4 separate regions of the Homo sapiens genome follow, and regions 1, 3 and 4 are each linked to region 2. The links are chromatin loops, found by intact Hi-C in ENCODE. Cell type or tissue: gastrocnemius medialis. All regions are shown on one strand.

Region 1 (5,000 bases), 430 kb after region 2:
GAGGTGGGGTTTCACCATGTTGGCCAGGCTGGTCTTGAACTCCTGACCCCATGATTTGCCCGCCTCAGCCTCCCAAAGTGCTGGGATTACAGGCGTGAGCCACCACGCCCAGCGATACTTGGGCATTTTTAGATTTGAGTTATGCTTACGTGTAAATTTGGAATCCTCGTTCTGGTTTTTTCCTGGTGCGTTTTGTTCCCCATTTCCCCAAACCCCTTTTCCGTGCTCTGTGTAGGGCCTGGATGCAGACAGTCTCCGTGTGGAGCCATTGGGTGAAGACAATTCTGGGGCACTATATTGGTATTTCTATGGAACACGAATGTACAAAGAGGACCCGGTGCAAGGAAAATCCAATGGAGAACTCTCTTTGAGCAGGTATGTTCTTCAGTGTTAGGGCATGATAGCTACTGTATTAAAATGTCATTAAGATTAAATGCATCAGAATTCTACAGCACAATTTTTTTTTCCTAATGAAGGAATTCTCTAAGCATGCCTGCAAAGAGATGGTAAGGAGATACTTCATGCAAAAACAAAAAGGAATTAATTCTCTGCTACCAGAGGGGTTAAATATACTTTTTTAATCTGAAGTTCTTGATAGGAGGTTTCTGAGAAATGCCACTCCTCTTGCCACAGGCTATTTTAATATAGCAGGTTTCTTCTCAGCAGCACAATCATTTCACTGCAGTAACAATTTCATCTTGCATCATCAGTCCTTGAGATCTCCTTATTTCGACTAGAATTAATGATGTAGTTTATGCCAGGCGCAGTGGCTCATGCCTGTAATCCCAGCACTCTGGGAGGCCGAGGCGGGCGGATCACGAGGTCAGGAGATCGAGACCATCCTGGCTAATACGGTGAAACCCTGTCTCTACTAAAAATACAAAAAATTAGCCAGGCGTGGTGGCGGGCACCTGTAGTCCCAGCTACTCGGGAGGCTGAGGCAGGAGAATGGTGTGAACCCGGGAGGCTGATCTTGCAGTGAGCCGAGATCGCACCACTGCACTCCAGCCTGGGCGACAGAGCGAGACTCCATCAAAAAAAAAAAAAAAAAAAGAATTTAATGATGTAGTTTATGAACGTTAGTATCCATCAGTTTAAGAACAGAAGGAATTTAAATGATGCCTGAAACATAAGCTTTACTAAGTAAGGAAGAGGCCGCATTTCCATAGCATCCCAAAACAATGCTAACCTCTTATTTAGGCTTTCTTACTGCTAGGAGAATGCTTACTCTTCGGAAGGTGTTAGTTAGATCTTAAGCACATTTTAGTATTGCAAAATGTTAGTTTTCCTCAGATCCACAGTCTAATAATGAAGACTGGAAGTTGCTGTTCCCTTTTCCTTTCACTGCTACATTTAATCCTTTTTGGTAATCTCATGGCCAGAAATACTGTTTTAAAATCATATGTAGCAATGCCAATCCTGTGCCAGAACATTTCTATTTAATATTATTTATTAGGGAAAGTGAAGGACAAAAAAATGTCTCAAGTATTCCTGGAAAAACGGGAAAAAGAAGAGGAAGACCCCCAAAACGGAAGAAACTGCAGGAGGAGATTCTGTTGAGGTAAGAAAATCTTGTTAGTTGTGGTCATAGACCATGGCAGAAGGGACCTTAATTCATTTATTCCTTTTTCTTTATTTTGCCTGTGCCATGGGAAGCACATTATTATAGCAACCTGAAACTGAGTCCTTATGAAATTACCACATGTGCAGTACAGTCAGGAAGCCCTTAGTGTGTGACATCTGGCAAGTCACCTCCCCTCTCTAAGCGAGTCCTCTTACTAGACGATGGATGTGCACTTAATGAGGATTATATTGAACAAGACAGTTTTTTTCATTCTTCAATTTTATATTTAATTTTAGCAAAGAAAGATACTTGGGGGATTTTCTTTTATATGTCATTATCTTCTAGGAAATTTCACCATGTGAATCTTGCTATAGGACTTTTCAAAATCTGACCTATGCTGTGTAAATACACTTTTTACTTAAGGATCAGCTCTATCACTAAGCCTATTGAAGTGAGGCTGTATTCTTAAAAATTCTGATAACTCAGGACAAGTGGCTTCTTCCCTTCCTACTTAATCTAAATGCTTGAGTTAGGCTGAATTTCACCCTGTCACTTTTTAACCACTAAGAAATATTTCTGGGAAATCAGATTAAGAATATAGATCACTCAGGAGATCGAGACCATCCTGGCTAACACGGTGAAACCCCGTCTCTACTAAAAATACAAAAAATTAGCCAGTCGTGGTGGCGGGTGCCTGTAGTCCCAGCTACTCGGGAGGCTGAGGCAGGAGAATGACGTGAACCTGGGAGGCAGAGCTTGCAGTGAGCCGAGATTATGCCACTGCACTCCAGCCTGGGCGACACAGCGATACTCCATCTCAAAAAAAAAAAGAATGTAGATCACTCAGATCCTGATTTTAACTCAATCAGCATCCACTTAACTTTACAGAAGTTCAGCTTCAGATTGCAGCTGCCTATTTCTTGCTTATCCGTTTCTGTGACAAATGTCCTGTAATTACTTAACGTTTTATGTATCAACACCTGTTTCCGGGTTTGTTAGGATTTCACACGTCCTTCGATATTCAGAAAGCTGCATGATACCTGTCTCCGTTTCCCCATAAGTATCAAGAATCACAGTAGCTTAGGGTTGGGACTGTAGAATCATTTTAACAAGCATCCATGGACTTGTGCTACCCTCTACTGGTGACTTTTTTCCTTTAGAGCTGTGTGTGTAAGCCAGTATTTAAATATTTTTTCATTAAATTTAAAATTCAGTTTCTGGTTCACGCTGGCCACGTTTCAGATGCTCAGCAGCCACATGGTTTATTGGATAATGCCAATATAGAACATTTTCATTCTCATAGAAACTTTAATCGAAAACAAGCGAAAAGTCCACAGAGTGTCCTTTCTGTTTCAGGGATACAAGTGAAAATGATACTTCATCCTAATGCGTTATACACTTTGCATTTTGTCATTTAATCTCCAACGTCCCTGTGAGGTAGGCACTATTAATAGCTCCATTTTGGGGGAAAGTTAATTAACTTTCCTGAGGTCACATTGTAAGTGGCACAGCTTGAATAGAGGCATTCCCCCTTCGGAGCCCATGCTCTTAACCCTCTGCCTTAGGTAAGGATCAATTATAATAAATACACCTGTCTTCAGTGCGGCCCTGAATCAGGGAGGAGGACATTGGAATCCCTACAGTTCTTTTTTCTTGGCATTTAATTATTAACAGTTGCATCTCTCTCTTGACTGGAGCAGTGATAAAAAACAAGAACAAACAAACAAAAAAAACAGTGCATCTGTTTGATTTCCAAAAAAAGCTTTAAAAGTTACTGTTTTCTGGCTGGGCACGGTGGCTCACGCCTGTAATCCCAACACTTTGGGAGGCCAAGGCAGGCAGATCATGAGGTCAGGAGTTCAAGACCAGCCTGGCCAACATGGTGAAATCCCGTCTCTACTAAAAAATACAAAAATTAGCTGCACCTGGTGGCGGGTGCCTATAGTCCCAGCTACTCAGGAGGCTGAGGCAGGAGAATCATTTGAACCTGGGAGGCGGAGGTTGCAGTGAGCTGAAATCGCGCCATTGCACTCCAGCCTAAGTGACAGGGCAAGACTCCGTCTCAAAAAAATAAAAATAAAAAATAAAAGTTACTGTTTTCTTATGCATTGATACTGTTGCCATAACATAGGGTAGCTGTATGTCAGTACTTCCCTCCTAGACCAGCATGCCTGCATCTTAGTGTTCATTTATTCAGCGTTCCGCCTCCAAGCCTTGTCCCCTTAACACACACACATACACTCTCTTTGTGTTAAATTAATGGGTTCTACCATCCTGGGGTGGCACAGAACAATTTTGGACCTGTCTTTGTTTTAATTGGCACCTCTTTTTCCTGTGTTTCAGTGAAAAGCAGGAAGAAAATTCCTTGGCATCCGAGCCACAGACAAGACATGGTAATGTTCTTTACTGGCATTTAGAAAGAATTAAATAAATATGATTCATTTATGCTAGGGTGTTGACTCTTTTTCTAGAGTCATACAAAGTAAAGGTTATTGCAATAGCCTTTTACCTACCCCCTGTACTCTTCTTCAGTTCTCCTCCTCACACCTTATCCTGTGCCCAGCTCATCATCTGACTAAGGATTAAGATCAGAACTAGATCTTTTCACTAGTGCCCTGTTTACTGGGGACAGTGTAATAGACACCTTAACGTTGGAGTGAATAACCAGCTTCTCAAAGAGAGGTCTTTTTAATGTCAGTGCTTCATGACACAATGGTTTCCTTATAGGTTTACTACATACTGGTTTCCTACCTAGATTTTAATTTTGTAATCCAAATAACATAAAAATGGGAGGCACATACCAGTTTGCACAGTGTAGTTGAGGCAGGGTAGACTCAGCAAAGACTCAAAATCAAAACCATTTCTGTCAATATATTTAATCATTTCTAGACTGTGAATATCTATCTTGTTAAATTCACAGTAGTTATATTTGTATTGCCTTTAGACATTACATTTTTTTTTAGTTGTTAACAATGACTTTAACAGGAAAACCAGAAGTATACATTGTCAACTTTAAAGTCAAAAAGAGGCCATTGTGGCGGCTCATGCCTGTAATCCCAGCACTTTGGGAGGTCGAGGTGGATGGATCACTTGAGGTCGGGAGTTCGAGACCAGCCTGGCCAACATTGTGAAACCCCATCTCTACTAAAAATACAAAAATTACCTGGGCGTGGTGGCAGGCACCTGTAATCCCAACTACTCGGGAGGCTGAGGCAGGAGAATCACTTGAATCCAGGAGGCGGAGGCTGCAGTGAGCTGAGATGGTGCCCCTGAACTCCGGCCTGGACAACAGAGCAGGACTCTGCCTCTAAATAAATAAATAAATAAATAAATAAATAAAATTTAAAAGTAGGCCAGGTGCAGTGGCTCACACCTGTAATCCCAGCACTTTGGGAGTTCGAAGCAGGCAGATCACTTGAGCTCAGGAATTAGAGCC
Region 2 (5,000 bases):
TTGCTCTTTTTTTCTTAGTTTAGCTAAAGGTTTATTTTGTTTATCTTTTCAAAAAGCCAACTTTTTGTTTCATTGATTATTTGTAATTTCTTTAGTCTCAATTTCATTTAGTTCCCTGATCTTTATTATTTCTTTCCTCCTAATTCTGGCTTTGGTTTGCTCTTGCTTTTCTAGTGCCTTGAGGTGCATCATTAGGTTGTTTATATGAAGTCTTTCTACCTTTTTTTTTCTTGATTTCACAGTGTTTGGAATCTACTTTTTTCTTATAGGCATTTATTGCTATAAACATCCCTCTTGTTACTGCTTCTGCTGTATCCCATAGATTTTGGCTTGTTGTATTTCCATTTCCATTTGTTTCAACTTTTTAAAATTTCCTTCTTAATTTCTTTATTGACCTATTGATTGTTCAAGAGCATGTTGTTTTGTTTCCATGTGTTGTGTATTGTCCAAGGCTCTATAGTGACCTTCTTTATCTCTTTTTACAGTCTTTTATTTGTAGTCTATTTTATCTGATATAAGAATAACTACTCCTGCTCTTTGTTGGCTTCCAGTTGCATGGAATGTCTTTTGCTATCCCTTCACTTTCAGTCTTGGTGTGTCTTTATAGGTGAGATGGGTTTGTTGTAGGCAGCATATAGTTGGGTCTTGTTTCTTTATCCTGTCAGCCAACCCATGGCTTTTAATTGGAGAATTGAGTCCATTTACATGCAGGGTTATTATTGATATTATTACTACTGCCATTTTGTTGCTTGTTTTCTGATCGTTTTGTAACTCCTTGCTTCCTTTCTTTCTTTCTTCCTATCTTTCTTTAGTCCTGTCTTTCTTTGAGGTTAAGTGATATTCTCTGGTAGTATGTTTTAACTCATTGCTTTTATTTTTAATGAATCTATTTCAGGTTTGTGCATTGTGATTACCATGAGGCTTACCAAAAACATTTTATAGATATAACAGGTTATTTTAAAGAGATAACAGCTTAAAGAAAATAAAAATGAACACGGAAAAAAGAGTTTAACTTTACAATTTAACTCCATCCCCCACATTCTGACTTTATGTTGTCTCAATGTATGTGTATTTCTATAATGTCCATCTCCTAACAGATTGCTGTAGGTATTGTTGTTTTTGATAGATTTGTCTTTTGGGCTGCATACTAGTTATGAGTAGATTGCACATTGAAATTATAGTATTAGAGTATTCTGGGTTTGTTCATGTACTTAATTTTACCAGCAGGTTTCATACCTTTACATATTTTCTTTTTGCATGTTAGTGTTTTTTTTTTCTTTCTTTCTGATTGAAGAATTCTCCTTAGCACTTCTTGTAACACAGGTCTGGTGGTAGTGAACTCTCATCTTTTGTTTGTCCAGAAGAGACTTTATGTCCTCTCCATATTTGAAGGGACACTTTTCCAATACAGTATTCTTAAATGGCAGTTTTTTTCTTTCAGCACTTTGAAAATGCCATCCCATTCCCTTCTGATCTGTATAGTTCCAATTGAGAAATCTGTTGCCAGACAAATTGGAGCTTTTTTATATGTTATTTGCTTCTTTTCTCTTGCTGCTTTTAGAATCCTTTCTTTACCCTTGACCATTGAGCATTTCGTTATTATATGCCTTTTGGTAGTCTTATTTGGGTTGAACCTGTTTGGTGTTCTCTGATCTTCTTGTATGTGGCTATTTGTCTCTTTCTCAAGTTTGGAAAGTTTTTTGAGTGTCCGTGTTTGATTTTGAATAAGCTTTCCACCCTTTGCTCTTGCTCAACTCCCTTTTGAACACCAAGAATTCTTAGATTTGGTCTTTTGAGGTAATTTTCTATATTTAGGAGACAATTTTTATTGCATTTTATTCTTTTTTTGTTTTTGCTCCTCTGTGTATTTTTTAGAAGCCTGTCTTTGAGCTTGCTGGTTTTTTCCCTCTGCTTGATTCATTTCGCTGGTTGAGAGCCTCTAATGATTTTTTTTTTTTTTTTCAGAGACAGAGTCTCACTCTGTCGCCCAGGCTAGAGTGCAGTGGCATGATCTTGACTCACTGCAACCTCCGCCTCCTGGGTTCAAGTAATACGTCTGCCTCAGCCTCCCGAGTAGCTGGGACTACAGGCGCATGCCACCATGCCCAGCTCATTTTTTGTATTTTAGTAGAGACGGGGTTTCACCATGTTGCCCAAGCTGGTCTCGAACTCCTGAGCTCAGGCACCTTGGCCTCCCAAAGTGCTGGGATTACAGGTGTGAGCGACCACGACTGGCCATGAATTTTTTAGTTGAGTGAATTTATTTCTCAGCTCCAAGATTTCTGTTTGATTATTCAAAATTTCAATCTCTGTATTAAATTTCTCTTGTAAATTTCTGAATTACTTTTGTATGTTATCTTGGATATCACTGAGTTTTCTCAAAACAGATATTTTGAATTCTTGGTCAGAGGTTCACAGATTGCTGACTCATTAAGGTCAGTCACTGGTTCCTCACTTTGTCCATTTGGAGTCATGATTCCTTCTTTGCTATTGTTTCCTGTGATGTGAGTCTATGTCTTTGCATTAAAGGATTTGTTATTTATTTCAATCTTCTCTGTCTGGCTTGTTTCAGTTTTTATTTGATATGTTTGCTTGGGGTTTTTATTTTTAATTTACCTGTTGGTTTTATTTATTTATTTATTTATTTTATTTTTCTTTTTTTCCAGCTAGGTCACTGCCTCCTTTTTGACACTAGATGGTGGCATAAGCCCAGGTTTGCCTTGGTTCTGGAAAGCAATTAGTGCCACCCGGCCTGGCGCTGTGGCTCATGCCTGTAATCCTAGCACTTTGGGAGGCTGAGGTGGGCGGATCACGAGGTCAAGGGATCAAGACCATCCTGGCCCACATGGTGAAACCCTGTCTCTACTGAAAATACAAAAATTAGCTGGGCGTGGTGACACGCGCCTGTAGTCCCAGCTACTCGGCAGGCTGAGGCAGGGGAATCGCTTGAACCCGGGAGGCAGAGGTTGCAGTGAGCCAAGATCGTGCCACTGCACTCCAGCCTGGTGACAGGGTGAGACTCCATCTCAAAACAAAAGAGTGCCACCCATCAGGATAAGGGAGGTCTCAAAGGGGACATTTCAGTAGTGTGGGAAGGATGGTTAGGGGTTGTGCCCAGGGGACCTGTGGAACAAACCTACCACATGGTGCTGCTTAACAGCCACGCTGATTTGCTGTCTCCTTTGGCCAAATTAGAGCAGAGTGTCCAGGGCTGGGGATGGTGGTCCTGCCTCCCTACTCTGTCTCTGGCTGTCCTCTGGGATATTTCTTATTCCAGGCACACTTTCTTTCTGTGCCTTTCTGTGGGTTGAGTTTCTGTGGGTTGAGTCAGGGACTCAACCTTTCTGTGGGTTGCTTTCTGTGGGTTGAGTCAGGGACAGGTTTCCTGCCAGTGAACCCACGATGATGGAGAAGCTGGCTGGCCATCTCGATCTCACTTTTTCCAGTGAAGAATGCATGAGTCAGCGAGTTTTCTGCACGCTTGGTGTGGGGCAGATTTGAGGGAGGGGCATGATGGATATAGAAGTCTGAGTCTCAGCCAGGCACAGTGGCTCACACCTGTAATCTCAGCACTTTGGGAGGCCGAGGCAGGCAGATCACCTGAGGTAAGGAGTTCAAGACCAGCCTGGCCAACATGGTGAAATCTGTCTCTACTAAAAATACAAAAATTACCCACGCGTGGTGGCGCACACTTGTAACCCCAGCTACTCAGGAAGCTGAGGCAGGAGAATTGCTTGAACCCGGGAAGTACAGGTTGCAGTGAGCCACTGCACTCCAACCTGGGCAATAGAGCGAGACCCCGTCTTTAAAAAAAATTTTCTTTAAGTCTGATTCTCTTGACAATGTCTCAAAGTTTTTTTCATATGTGGCCCCAGGAACTCTCATCTTCATATTTGAGTTCTGGAACATTGCTGGTGATGATCTTGGTGCTATGTGTTTCTTTTCAGTTTTCTGTTGGGGAAGTAAAGCCAGCTTGCTTCCGCAGCACCATTTTAGAACCCCTAGTAAAATTTTCGATTGAGAAATATTCTGCAAATGTTTTTATATTTTACCTCCTTTTCAGTGATCACCATTCTCTAGCCATGTGATTGACAAGGACTTTCTCATAGTTCTATACCCTTCACCACATCATTCACTCTTCCTCCCGTAACATTATTTCTAGTCAGTCACCTACAACCCTCTCCTCTGTTTCTTCAAATCTCAATGTACCTTTTCTTTTCTTTTCTTTTCTTTTTTCTGAGACGGAATCTCACTCTGTTACCCAGGCTGGAGTGCAGTGGTGTGATCTTGGCTCACTGAAACCTATGCCTCCTGGGTTCAAATGATTCTCCCGCTTCAGCCTCCCGAGTAACTAGGATTACAGGCACCCGCCACCACGCCCGGCTAATTTTTTTGAGATGAAGTCTTGCTGGGTCACCCAGGCTGGAGTGCAGTGGCGCGTTCTCAGCTCACTGCAACTTCTGCATCCCAGGTTCAAGCAATTTTCCTGCCTCAGCCTCCCGACTAGCTGGGATTGCAAGCGCCCGCCACCATGCCACGCGCTCAGCTAATTTTTGTATTTTTAGTAGAGACGGAATTTCATCATGTTGGCCAGGCTGGTCTCAAACTCCTGACTTCCTGATCCGCCCACTTTGGCCTCCCAAAATGCTGGGATTACAGGCGTGAGCCACCATGCCTGGCCAATTTTTACATTTTTAGTAGAGACAGAGTTTCACCATGTTGGCCAGGCTGGTCTCGAACTCCTGACCTCAAGTGATCTGCCCACCTCAGCCTCCCAAAGTGCTGGGATTGCAGGTGTGAGTCACCACACCCCACCAATGTACCTTTTCTTTAAAATATAAATTTAATTGCTATTCCTGCATGTAATTATTCTCAGTCTGGCTTCATGCAACAGGAAGACCCCCTAGCCTGAGAGCTAAAAACTTCTAACTTCTTTACCAAGCACACCATCTGGCTCTCTTTATCCTGGGCTCTGCCACTGACTACCTGTGTGGCATGAG
Region 3 (5,000 bases), 710 kb after region 2:
ACAGGCTTGGAGAGCCGCACCCGGCATCAGCCAGCCAGGCAGACGCCTGGTCTAGCGCTTGGTTCTCACAGGCATGTGGCCTCCAGTAAAAGATCTTCCTGGAGAGAGGGATGAAGGCTCTTGGGATCATCTTTAGAGGTGCTGATGGAGAAGCGGGGGGGGGGGGCCTTCAGGTGGGTGTGTATCCCTTTATCTAGAATGCTTGGGACCAGAGGTGTTTCAATTTTTCAGATTTTGGAATCTTTGCCGACATGATGCTCAAAGGAAATCCTGCATTAGGGAGTCTTAGCCTGTATCTCCGCTGGCGTGGAGGAAAAGGACAGGAAAGTTTTGAATGGCGGATCCACCCAGGGGACTTCCCTGGATGGGGCGCTGCCACCCCTGGGCCCTGTGTGGGAAAGCTTCAGTACTACACGGTGCCACCGGCTCCCAGCCCCAGCTGAGCTCACCGTCCAGCTCTCAAAGCCAAGGGCAATTCTTTGGCACCTGAAAATGCATCTAAAACTATGACGTTTATAGCTGCCTTAGCCCTACTTAATCTCTATTTCTCTACACCAAATCTCTCTACTGCATGTGCTTACGCCTACGTGCTCTGCTGCCATGGTGCCTTGCCAAGAGCGTGGCTGTGCTTTAGTTCTCCCCGGGGCCTTGGAGGACTCTCCAGGGAGGAGGAAAGGATGGTGCTAGGGGGAGGAGGCTGGGGGTGGACCTTGTTCTGATGCCCCTTGTCTCATGCACGAAGTTCTTCACCCTCCTCCAAACCTTGACCTGGTGGGAGCAGAGACTACCCCCTCCCTGGGGCCAGGGATAGGATGCTCATGCCTGGGAAGGCCAGCAAGCCTTCCCCGCTTACTCAAGGCTCTGCAGGGTTCTGGGGGCCGGTGCTGTCTTTGGTGCCATCCGATTGCTTCTGCTTGTGGGCCTCACCCTAGGGCTGTTCACCAAAGTCCTTCTTATCACAATCCTGGCTTGAAATAAGTGGGTTTCCAATTTTTTATCCCTGATCTTGCCTGGATCTTGATTCTGAGACTCCTCCCATCCCACCCTCTCCAACAGCAGAGACCCCTCCCATTAGCTGCACGCGATTGCTCCGAGATAACAAAGCATTGGCAGATGCTGGTGGAGCAGGCCTGCCCTTGACGTGGGCAAGAAGCTTGGGGAAAAAGACAATTTCCTGCTTGTCTTTTCTTGTCAAAATACATGGCCACACCAGGGGAAGGACAGGAAGAATTCTCTTACCAGCCAGCAGCGGCAACTTAGCAGCTACAGACACAGAGCGCAGGGGACGGGCGGGAATGACTGGCCATGGAGGAGCCGAGAGAGTCGGGACCTGCAGGAGCTGCCTGCTGAGGCGGTCTGGCTGGGCAGGTGGTCCCTGTGCTGGGGCCTCCGGGTGGAAGGCATCCCAGCCCCCCGAGGGAACAAGTTTGGTCCGAGATACATTTTTGAAAGGTATTTAATTCTCTAAAAACATTTTTAAAAGAAGTGAGACCCACTGGGGAAAGGGAGCTGCTGGCTGCCAGGTGCCTCTCTCTCCTTTTCTCCCGAGAAAGACCTGGCAGCCACTCTGCCGGGGAGACAACCGGGGGCTAGAGGGGCAGGCCCTGGGCCGGGCGCAGTGGCTCACGCCTGTAATCCCAGCACTCTGGGAGGCTGAGGTGGGCGGATCACCTGAGGTCGGGAGTTCGAGATCAGCCTGACCAACATGGAGAAACCGCATCTCTACTAAAAATACAAAATTAGCCGGGCATGGTGGCGTGTGCCTGTAATCCCAGCTACTCAGGAGGCTGAGGCAGGAGAATCACTTGAACTTGGGAGGCGGAGGTTGTGGTGAGCCGAGATCGCGCCATTGCACTCCAGCCTGGGCAACAAGAGCAAAACTCTGTCTCAAAAAAAAAAAAAAGAAAAAAGAAAAAAGAAAAGAAAGGCAGGCCCTGGACACTCATGGGGGCTGACCACTGAGAGGCTCCTCTCGCCTGCTGGGCCGGGTGCCTGTGGGTTGAGCAGCCCCTCAACGCTGACACTCCAGCACCCATCTGGACAAATCCCTCATCCTTGACGATGGCCTTGTGAAGACCCAGGGACCCGTGGCCTGTCCCTGGAGCTGCTGCTGGGACACCAGCTCTGACCTGCTGCCTGGGTGGAGGGGTGGCTGGGGCAATGGGGCCGGCTGAACCCTCTGGGAACACGGACTCCACGGGGGCCCAGCAAGTTCGTGAAACAGGGAGGCTGGCCTCGAGCTGCAGGGGGCTGCCTCCCGAGTCCTCCTAGGGTTCTCCCATCAGGAGGCATCTGTGCATCTACACGGGGCCCGACTCCGGAACCTCCAGCCTTCCCACGTGCTCCCCCATCCTAAGTTGGTCAGCAGTCCCAAGTCGGTGGGAGGAATGCGAGGCGCCGGCCGGGTGAGTGCTGTGACCAGGCTGACGTCGGGGGAAGAGACAGGAACACATCCCGCCAGGACACCGAGCTGGTGCTCACCTAACTTGTGCTCCCTGCCGCCCTCTTGTGGGTGGGCAGACACCAGCAGCTTCAGTCAGTCTCGTGTCACACAGCTGCGCGAGGTAGCTCCACACGCACCTACGCGTCTGGAGGATGCTATCCCTGGCTACTTTGGGGACCACTCAATACTGGCAGCCTCACCACGGTTCAGGTGTTGACTGTCCAGGGAGGCCCTCAGCCCCATCCACCTAGTCCTGAGCCACCCCACCCTGGCCCCACCCTGGGCCCCACGGCTGGAAACAGCCTGCTCCAGTACTGGATGTGCACTCTGTGGCTCGGACGCCGCGGGGGCATGAAAAGGGGCTGTGTGTGCAGCACAGGGACTGTCTTCCTCCTCCGTCCTGGCAGTAGGTGGCTTCTCTGGCAGTGTGGCTGTGGCACATGTGGCCTACCCACAGCAACTGGACTCCTCTGCCTTCCCCGGCAAAGCCCCCGCTGCAGGAAGACCTTGGGGCAGGGGGCACACGAAGAGGCTGCTGAAAAAGCTCCTGGTGAAGCTGAGCAGCCACAGGCTGTTGGGAGGGCCACGGGCCTGGTCTCATAGGCTCCTGTGCTGTGTGCGGCAGGAGGCTCCGGCCCCCGGCCAGTGTTTGGGTGGTATGGCCTCACCCTCCTCACTGGGCATCACTGGGGAGGTCATCCGAGCAGGGGACACGAAGAGGGGAGGGTCTAGCACGTGGGCCAGTGTGGCCAGCTTATAAAATGGAATAAAATGGCATGTCTTGTCCCTTCATTTTTGGCTGATTCTTAAGATGGGACTATGTGAGGATTCAGGGTTCAGGAGGGACTTTGGAGCTGTTAAAGATGTGGTGGTTCATGAAAGAAGAGCTTCTTGTTTTTTGTTTTAAAATAGTTTTTAAAATTTAAAAATGATAGAGCCTATACTTTTTTTTTTTTTTTTTTGACAGAGTCTCACTGTCACCCAGGGTGCAGTGGCACAATCTTGGCTCACTGCAACCTCCACCTCCCAGGTTCAAGCAATTCTCTTGCCTCAGGCTCTCCAGTGTGCCACCACACCCAGCTAATTTTTGTATTTTTAGTAGAGACGTGGTTTCGCCATATTGGCCAGGCTGGTCTTGAACTCCTGACCTCAGGTGACCCTCATGCCTCGGTCTCCAGAAGTGCTGGGATTACAGGCGTGCGCCACGGCGTGTGGCCTTTTTGTGTGCTTCTGACAGTGGCTCTGGCCTGGCCCAGCAGCCTTCCTTTCTGGTGTCCTCCCTAAAGCAATACTTATCATTTCCTGCCACCTGAGGTGGCTGTGAACTGCAGCCCAAGGCTGCCTGGTGCAGCTCTGACAAGCAAGCCCTTCTGAGGAACAAGAGCCTGGGGGTCAGGTGACTACCAAGCCCCATTTCCTTTCCCAACAGGCAAGTGACCCAGCTCTCCTTGTACGGGATGTCCTCTAGGGCCACAGGATATGCACTTTGAGCTGCTCATCCATTTTTGTCCTCTGTTCTACCTGACACGCCCACATTTGTCCCAGCCAGGCCTTTCTTTGTTCTGGAATAGCTGGGAACGCAGCTGGAAGGACTGGGAGCCAGCTTCCACTGAGTGGCTTCTAGCTGCCTGTAGGCGGTGTGGCTCACGTGCACAGAGCTGCTGCGGTCTTTCCCTCCCTGCATGGCGCCCCTGGATGGTCACAGGGTCAGCCGTGCTCCCAACAATGCAACACACCGAGGGAGGGGTTAGAGAGACAGCTGGGGCGTGCCTCGGAGGCTTCTTAGAACAAAGAAAGAGGAGCTGGCCAGGACTGTTCCCTGTAATCTCCTGGGGACAATTTTCAGGCTAACGAGCAGTGACCCTACGCACTGAATGACCTCGAGATCGTTGAAACATCTGAAAGGTTTAGGCGTGGGTGCTGCAGACCCCATGCCATGGACTCCCGGGTCAGCTGTGCTGCAGGACAGAGCCAGGCAGGGCTGGAAGGAGGGCTGCCAGGACCACAGCATCACCCTGACTCAGAGTATCTCCAATTCAAAGAGCACACTTCCCTTCCAGAAGCTACTGGGGCTTCGTCTGAAGAGTGGCTGCTTCTCAAACTTGGCTGCCTAAGACATTTACTCAAGTGACAGCAGTTGTGGCTGAGCCAGGATATTATGGAGGACTAAAAAAAAGCACGAACTTAAAAAAAACCATGTATTCTTTAAACCGTCTTGCACGCACCCAGGCACGAGCTAGATGCGTCATACCTTGCACCTACACCATCCACCTGAAAAATACAGTAAAATGACTTAAGAAACACACTATTTATTTGAAAAACTTTTATTTTGCATAAAACAGACCCATTCCCTTTGTGGGTCAGATGTTACCACCTTTAAAAAAATGTTTTTTAACTCTCCTTTCTGTCCCACTGAAAAATTTATTTTGAAAGGGTTAAGAAGAGTCTATCATTGCTGGTCAAAATCGGCCTGAGGATGGCCGCCAGGGACAGAGGCCTGAAGGCATCATCTGGGCAGGCCTGGAAGCCCACGGGGTGCAGCATCCTCAAGCCCAGG
Region 4 (5,000 bases), 560 kb after region 2:
AATTGTGAGCCCAGGAGGTCCATGATGCAGTGAGGTATGATTGTACCACTGCACTCCAGGCTGGGTAACAGAAGCGACACCTTGTCTCTAAAAAAATAAATAAGACCAGGCATGGTGGCTCACGACTGTAATCCCAGCACTTTGGGAGGCCGAGAGGGGTGATCACCCAAGGCCAAGAGTTGGAGACCAGCCTGGCCAACATGGCGAAACCCTATCTCTACTAAGAATACAAAAAAAAAATATTAGCCAGGTGTGGTGGTGGGTGCCTGTAATCCCAGCTACTCAGGAGGCTGAAGCAGGAGAATCGCTTGAACCCAGGAGGTGAGGTTCAGTGAGCTGAGATCGCGCCATTGCACTACAGCCTGGGTGACAGAGCAAGACTCTGTCTCGAGAAAATAATAATAAAAAATAAATAAATAAATAAAGGAAAAGACTGAGAGCAATGTGAAAGAAATGAACTTAAGTATGTACCAAATTGGTAACATAAGTACCTCCCAAAATAAATTATTGCATGTTACATTTTTGAAAGTTTTTTTAGGTAAAGTGTACATACAGTGAACTGCACAGACCTTAAAAGTAAAATTAGGGCCGGGCGCGGTGGCGCACCCCTGTAATCCCAGCACTTTGGGAGGCTGAGGCAGGCGGATCTCTTGAGGTCAGGAGTAGGAGACTAGCCTGGCCAACATGGTGAGACCCCGTCTCTATTAAAAATTTTTAAAAAGCCAGGCACGGTGGCTCACGTCTGTAATCCCAGCACTTTGGGAGGCCAAGGCGAGTGGATCACCTGAAGTCAGGAGTTCAAGACCAGCCTAACCAACGTGGAGAAACTCTGCCTCTACTAAAAATACAAAAATTAGCTGGGCATGGTGGTGGGTGCCTGTAATCCCAGCTACTTGGGAGGCTGAGGCAGGAGAATCGCTTGAACCCGAAAGGCAGAGGTTGCAGTGAGCTGAGATCGCGCCCCTGCACTCCAGCCTGGGCGACAGAGTGAGACTCTGCCTCAAAAAAAAAAAAAAAAAGTCTTCATTTTTGGTTACCCATTTCACTGCAACCTTTGCCTCCCAGGCTCAAGCGATTCTCCTGCATCGGCCTCCCAAGTAGCTGGGATTACAGGCGCGTGACACCATACCTGGCTAATTTTTTGTGTTTTTAGTACAGATGGGGAGTTTCACCATGTTGGCCAGGCAGGTCTGAAACTCCTGACCTCAAGTGATCCGCCCACCTTGGCTTCTCAAAGTGCTGGGATTACAGGAGTGATCCACCACACCCGGCCTGTACTATTAGTTTTCCAAGGTCACTAAGCCTTTCCTTTGCAAAACTTTATGTCCCTATTAATGGCACCATCCTTTCCTCAGTCACTCGGGCTTAAAAAGCATCCTGTGGCACCAGCCCCACAATAGCAGTTCAACTCTTTTATCACTTCCTTTAGAATAGCCTTGTTGAGATATAGATCTCATAACATAGAATTCACCTATAGTGTACAATTCAGTAGTTTTCAGTATTTCAAAGAGTCGTGCCACCATCACCCCAAAAAGAAACTCTGTATCCACTGGCAGTCACTCCCCATCAGGATTTTATCACTTCTGATCTGGCTCAGTCTTCTAACTCCTTATTGTCAATGCCCTCCTTGTTCCAATTCAGTACACACACCACGGGCAATTTGATCTCCCTAAAACACACTGTATCCTCTCTCCTAGATACCTTCCGATACTCCTCCAAAGAACTCTCGGATTCAAGTAAACAAACATCCATTAATACAAGTTAAGTATGTTCCAGGCGCTGTGTGTTCCAGGTACTGTTAACAAAAGCGGGTTACTAGTTAAGACTTCCTTCATGCCCTGGCGCCTCTGCTCAGCCAGTTCCCTTCGCCTAGGAGGACCTCTCTACACCACCCCGCTATATTCCCTCCCCGGAATTCCTTCCCAACCTTCAAGGACCATCTGCCCCAACTAGTGGCGAACATCGAGGCTGTCGTGACTGTGTAGATACTTATTTGACCTGCTCCCTTGGCAAACACTTGAAACGCAATACATGTTTGTGGAACTGAACATAGCCTGTGCATGCAGCAAGGCTTCTTTCCCTGGAATCGCCTGCCCTTCCTCCAACACAGCGACCAGCCGGTCAGAATCCCAACCCCTCGACTCCGGAAATGATCTGAGAGACGGAACTTCCGAACGTCGCAATCAGATTTGGGCGGGCTAGGAGGGTTTGGGTCTTCAGGTCACATCTGGACGGAGAGACCTCCGGGGCCTCCGTTGGTCGGTCCTTCCGCTCCGGATACCGTTCCGGATGTCAGGTAGTTCAGGTCCCGCCCCGACGCCGGCCGTGACGAAGGCACGCCGGGGTGACCTCACCCTCCAACATGGCGGCGGCGGTAGATTAGGGCCGCGGGTCGGAGCACTCACCGCCGCTGGGGGACCCTGTCGGAAGCAACTGCCGCCGCCGCCTCTTTCATCTCTTCTGGGGCAGGGGCCAGGGCCAGGTGAGGGGAGTGGGGTTCCGGGAAGGCTGAGCTGGGTGAGGAGGTGGTTTTCACCTGGGTAGGAAAGTGCCCAGAGACCGTATCGAGCCACCGACTCCCCAGTGGTTCCGACGACGCGTGAGTTTGAGTGTGTGTGTCTACACCGGCGCTCCTTCGCCCGAAGGTGCTCGGAGCTTAGGGGTCCGCTTCACCGTGACCGGACCTGGCCGCGCGGCCCCGCCGCTGAGCAGGCTTCTTCCGGCGTGGGGTGCCGGAGGCGGAGGAGCTCGGCCCTGGCTCCACGCCGCTGTCCTTCCCCACAGACAGCTTCACGTGGAAAACCCGGGTCCATTTTTAGGGCTAAACTGGGGAACGGCGACTTCTTTTTGGTTGAGGGAAAGGTTTTCCTGCGATTCACTTAGAACACTGGAAGATTAGCTTTGCCAGTCTTAGTCGTTTCTTCTCAGAGATTGTTAGAAGTCTTGTTTCTTAACCTTAATTCACTGCTGTTCTGACACCTATTTTTTCAGAAAAAAACTGCCTTCTTGCCCTTGGAGGCAGTACAGTTCACACGGAGTCATTTTCCCCCTTTGATTTATCCTCCCAACATTCTGTAAAGATCCTATTTCTTGCCTTCATAACCGACTTTCTGAGTGGAGGCTCTAACCTAGCGTTGAAAATCGGACGGATCTGGCCAGTTGTTCACATGCTGTTGACTGCTGGCTTTGGTTAGCTCTTAGCCACTCCCTGCACAAGTGTTTGTTTATTCAAAATAGCTATCTCACTGTCTCTGTTTAGAAGTTTGAACTAAGCTGAGAGCCCTCCCTCCTTACTTTTATTTTTTTGTTGTTGTTGCGTAAAACAAAACAAAAACTTCTTTGGCGAAATTATAAGATTTCCTCTGGAGGTTTAGTATAAAGCAGAATGTTGCTCTCTGCCCTGACTAGTGTGACCTTGGATGAGTTGCCACACCCTTCAGATACCTTCTTTCTTTTTTTTTTTTTTTGAGACAGAGTTTCCCTCTTGTTGCCTAGGCTGGAGTGCAATGGCGCGATCTCAGCTTACCGCAACCTCCGCCTCCTGGGTTCAAGCCATTCTCCTGCCTCAGCCTCCCGAGTAGCTGGGATTACAGGCATGCGCCACCACGCGGGGCTAATTTTGTATTTTTAGTAGAGACGGGGTTTCATCATGTTGGTCAGGATGGTCTCGAACTCCCAATCTCTGGTCATCCCCCCGCCTCAGCCTCCCAAAGTGTTGGGATTACAGGCGTGAGCCACCGCGCACGGTGATACCTTTTTTTCAACCACCCCCGCGCCACCGCATGAAGTATTATTTTCATTTTTAACACCCTCTCTCCCCCAAGTGAAGTATTCTTCATTTGGTAATAGGCAGTTAAGGGTATTGAAAATCTTTTTACTAGGAATGGTCAGGTACTGTTCTGTATTTTTTTTCCAATGGCTCATTTTTTATGTGGAAGAGTATATTCAGTAGTTGGATTCACTTTTTATTTTATTTTTAGTTGTCTCCTACAGCAAGGACCAGTAGTTGAATTCAATTGAAAGATGCCTAAGGCTATATCTAACCAGTCTTGTAAAAAAACAGACTTGTGTTTACTAGCACATAATCTAATCAACATGTATTAAATATCACACACATTAAGCTTTTAGGACAAGTGGTTTGCAACAGTAATAATCATTAACAACATTTCATTTGGCTGTTTGCGATGGCTCACTGTAATCCCAGCACTTTGGGAGGCTCAGGCAGGAGCATTGCTTGAGCCCGGGAGTTCGAGACCAGCCTGGGCAACATAAGGAGACCTTGTCTTCACAAAAAATTAAAAAAAAAAAAAATTAGCCAGGCATAGGTCCCAGCTACTTGGAAGACTGAGGCGAGAGGGAGGACTGCTTGAGCCCGGGAGATCAAGGCTGCTGTGAGCTGTGATTGCTCCACTGTACTTCAGTCTGGATGACAGAGACCCTGACTCAAAAAATATATATATGTTTGTTTATTAATTTTTTATATATATATATATATTTTTTTTTTGAGGCGGAGTGTCGCTCTGTCGCCCAGGCTGGAGTGCAATGACACGATCTCGGCTCACTGCAAGCTCTGCCTCCTGAGTTCACACCATTCTCCTGCCTCAGCCTCCCGAGTAGCTGGGACTACAGGTGCCCGCCACCGCGACAGGCTAATTTTTTGTATTTTTAGTAGAGACGGGGTTTCACCGTGTTAGCCAGGATGGTCTCGATCTCCTGACCTCGCGATCTGCCCGCCTCGGCCTCCCAAAGTGCTGGGATTACAGGCATGAGCCACTGCGCCCGGCCTAAATAGATATGTATTTTATTGTGAAATACTTCAGGCATACAAAACACAAGTGTTAAACATTCACTTAGTTCCAGTCTGCATTTATCATTTTTTAGACAGGATTTTGATTTGTATCTTATTCCAAATAAATGTTCACCAAGAGTTCTTGTTTAATATATATACAAAGTGGGGGTGGGTGGTATTTTCAGATTGGTTTATTTTTTTTTCTTGTTCT

The links. Peaks named below come from ENCODE experiments on the same cell type or tissue, not always from the same donor. Only the 100,000 strongest peaks of a DNase experiment are listed, where the experiment ranks them.
Region 1: it touches region 2 in a loop (8-fold over the local background); 88 of 110 quality-filtered maps call a loop at or near these places.
Region 3: it touches region 2 in a loop (5-fold over the local background); 6 of 110 quality-filtered maps call a loop at or near these places.
Region 4: it touches region 2 in a loop (5-fold over the local background); 12 of 110 quality-filtered maps call a loop at or near these places.

What each region holds. Positions count from the first base shown.
Region 1 is chr22:17,499,175-17,504,174 of GRCh38, forward strand. It overlaps CECR2 (CECR2 histone acetyl-lysine reader), which reads left to right. Exons shown (of 19, transcript NM_001290047.2): 4 at 236-375; 5 at 1,457-1,561; 6 at 3,908-3,957. Among named protein-coding and RNA genes, the nearest start is that of SLC25A18, 62 kb to the right of the region's middle. In gastrocnemius medialis, a CTCF peak has its summit at 2,711 (motif pointing left); no DNase peak of the experiment used is centred here; H3K27ac peaks cover 1,833 bases.
Region 2 is chr22:17,072,412-17,077,411 of GRCh38, forward strand. No RefSeq gene overlaps it. Among named protein-coding and RNA genes, the nearest start is that of IL17RA, 10 kb to the right of the region's middle. RefSeq lists a silencer at 2,702-2,761 and an enhancer at 3,922-4,091. In gastrocnemius medialis, a CTCF peak has its summit at 2,688 (motif pointing right); a DNase peak (open chromatin) is centred at 2,745.
Region 3 is chr22:17,782,898-17,787,897 of GRCh38, forward strand. It overlaps MICAL3 (microtubule associated monooxygenase, calponin and LIM domain containing 3), which reads right to left. Exons shown (of 32, transcript NM_015241.3): 32 at 4,752-5,000. Among named protein-coding and RNA genes, the nearest start is that of LINC00528, 8.1 kb to the left of the region's middle. RefSeq lists enhancers at 2,014-5,000, 2,356-2,465, 3,716-3,765. In gastrocnemius medialis, CTCF peaks have their summits at 2,518 (motif pointing left), 2,726 and 4,069; DNase peaks (open chromatin) are centred at 2,504, 2,927, 4,034 and 4,414; H3K27ac peaks cover 3,047 bases.
Region 4 is chr22:17,636,405-17,641,404 of GRCh38, forward strand. It overlaps BCL2L13 (BCL2 like 13), which reads left to right and starts at 2,353. Exons shown (of 7, transcript NM_015367.4): 1 at 2,353-2,482. RefSeq lists enhancers at 618-1,490, 1,491-2,362, 1,915-1,964, 2,015-2,194, 2,315-2,594 and 1 more. In gastrocnemius medialis, no CTCF peak of the experiment used is centred here; DNase peaks (open chromatin) are centred at 2,277 and 3,158; H3K4me3 peaks cover 3,134 bases; H3K27ac peaks cover 4,204 bases.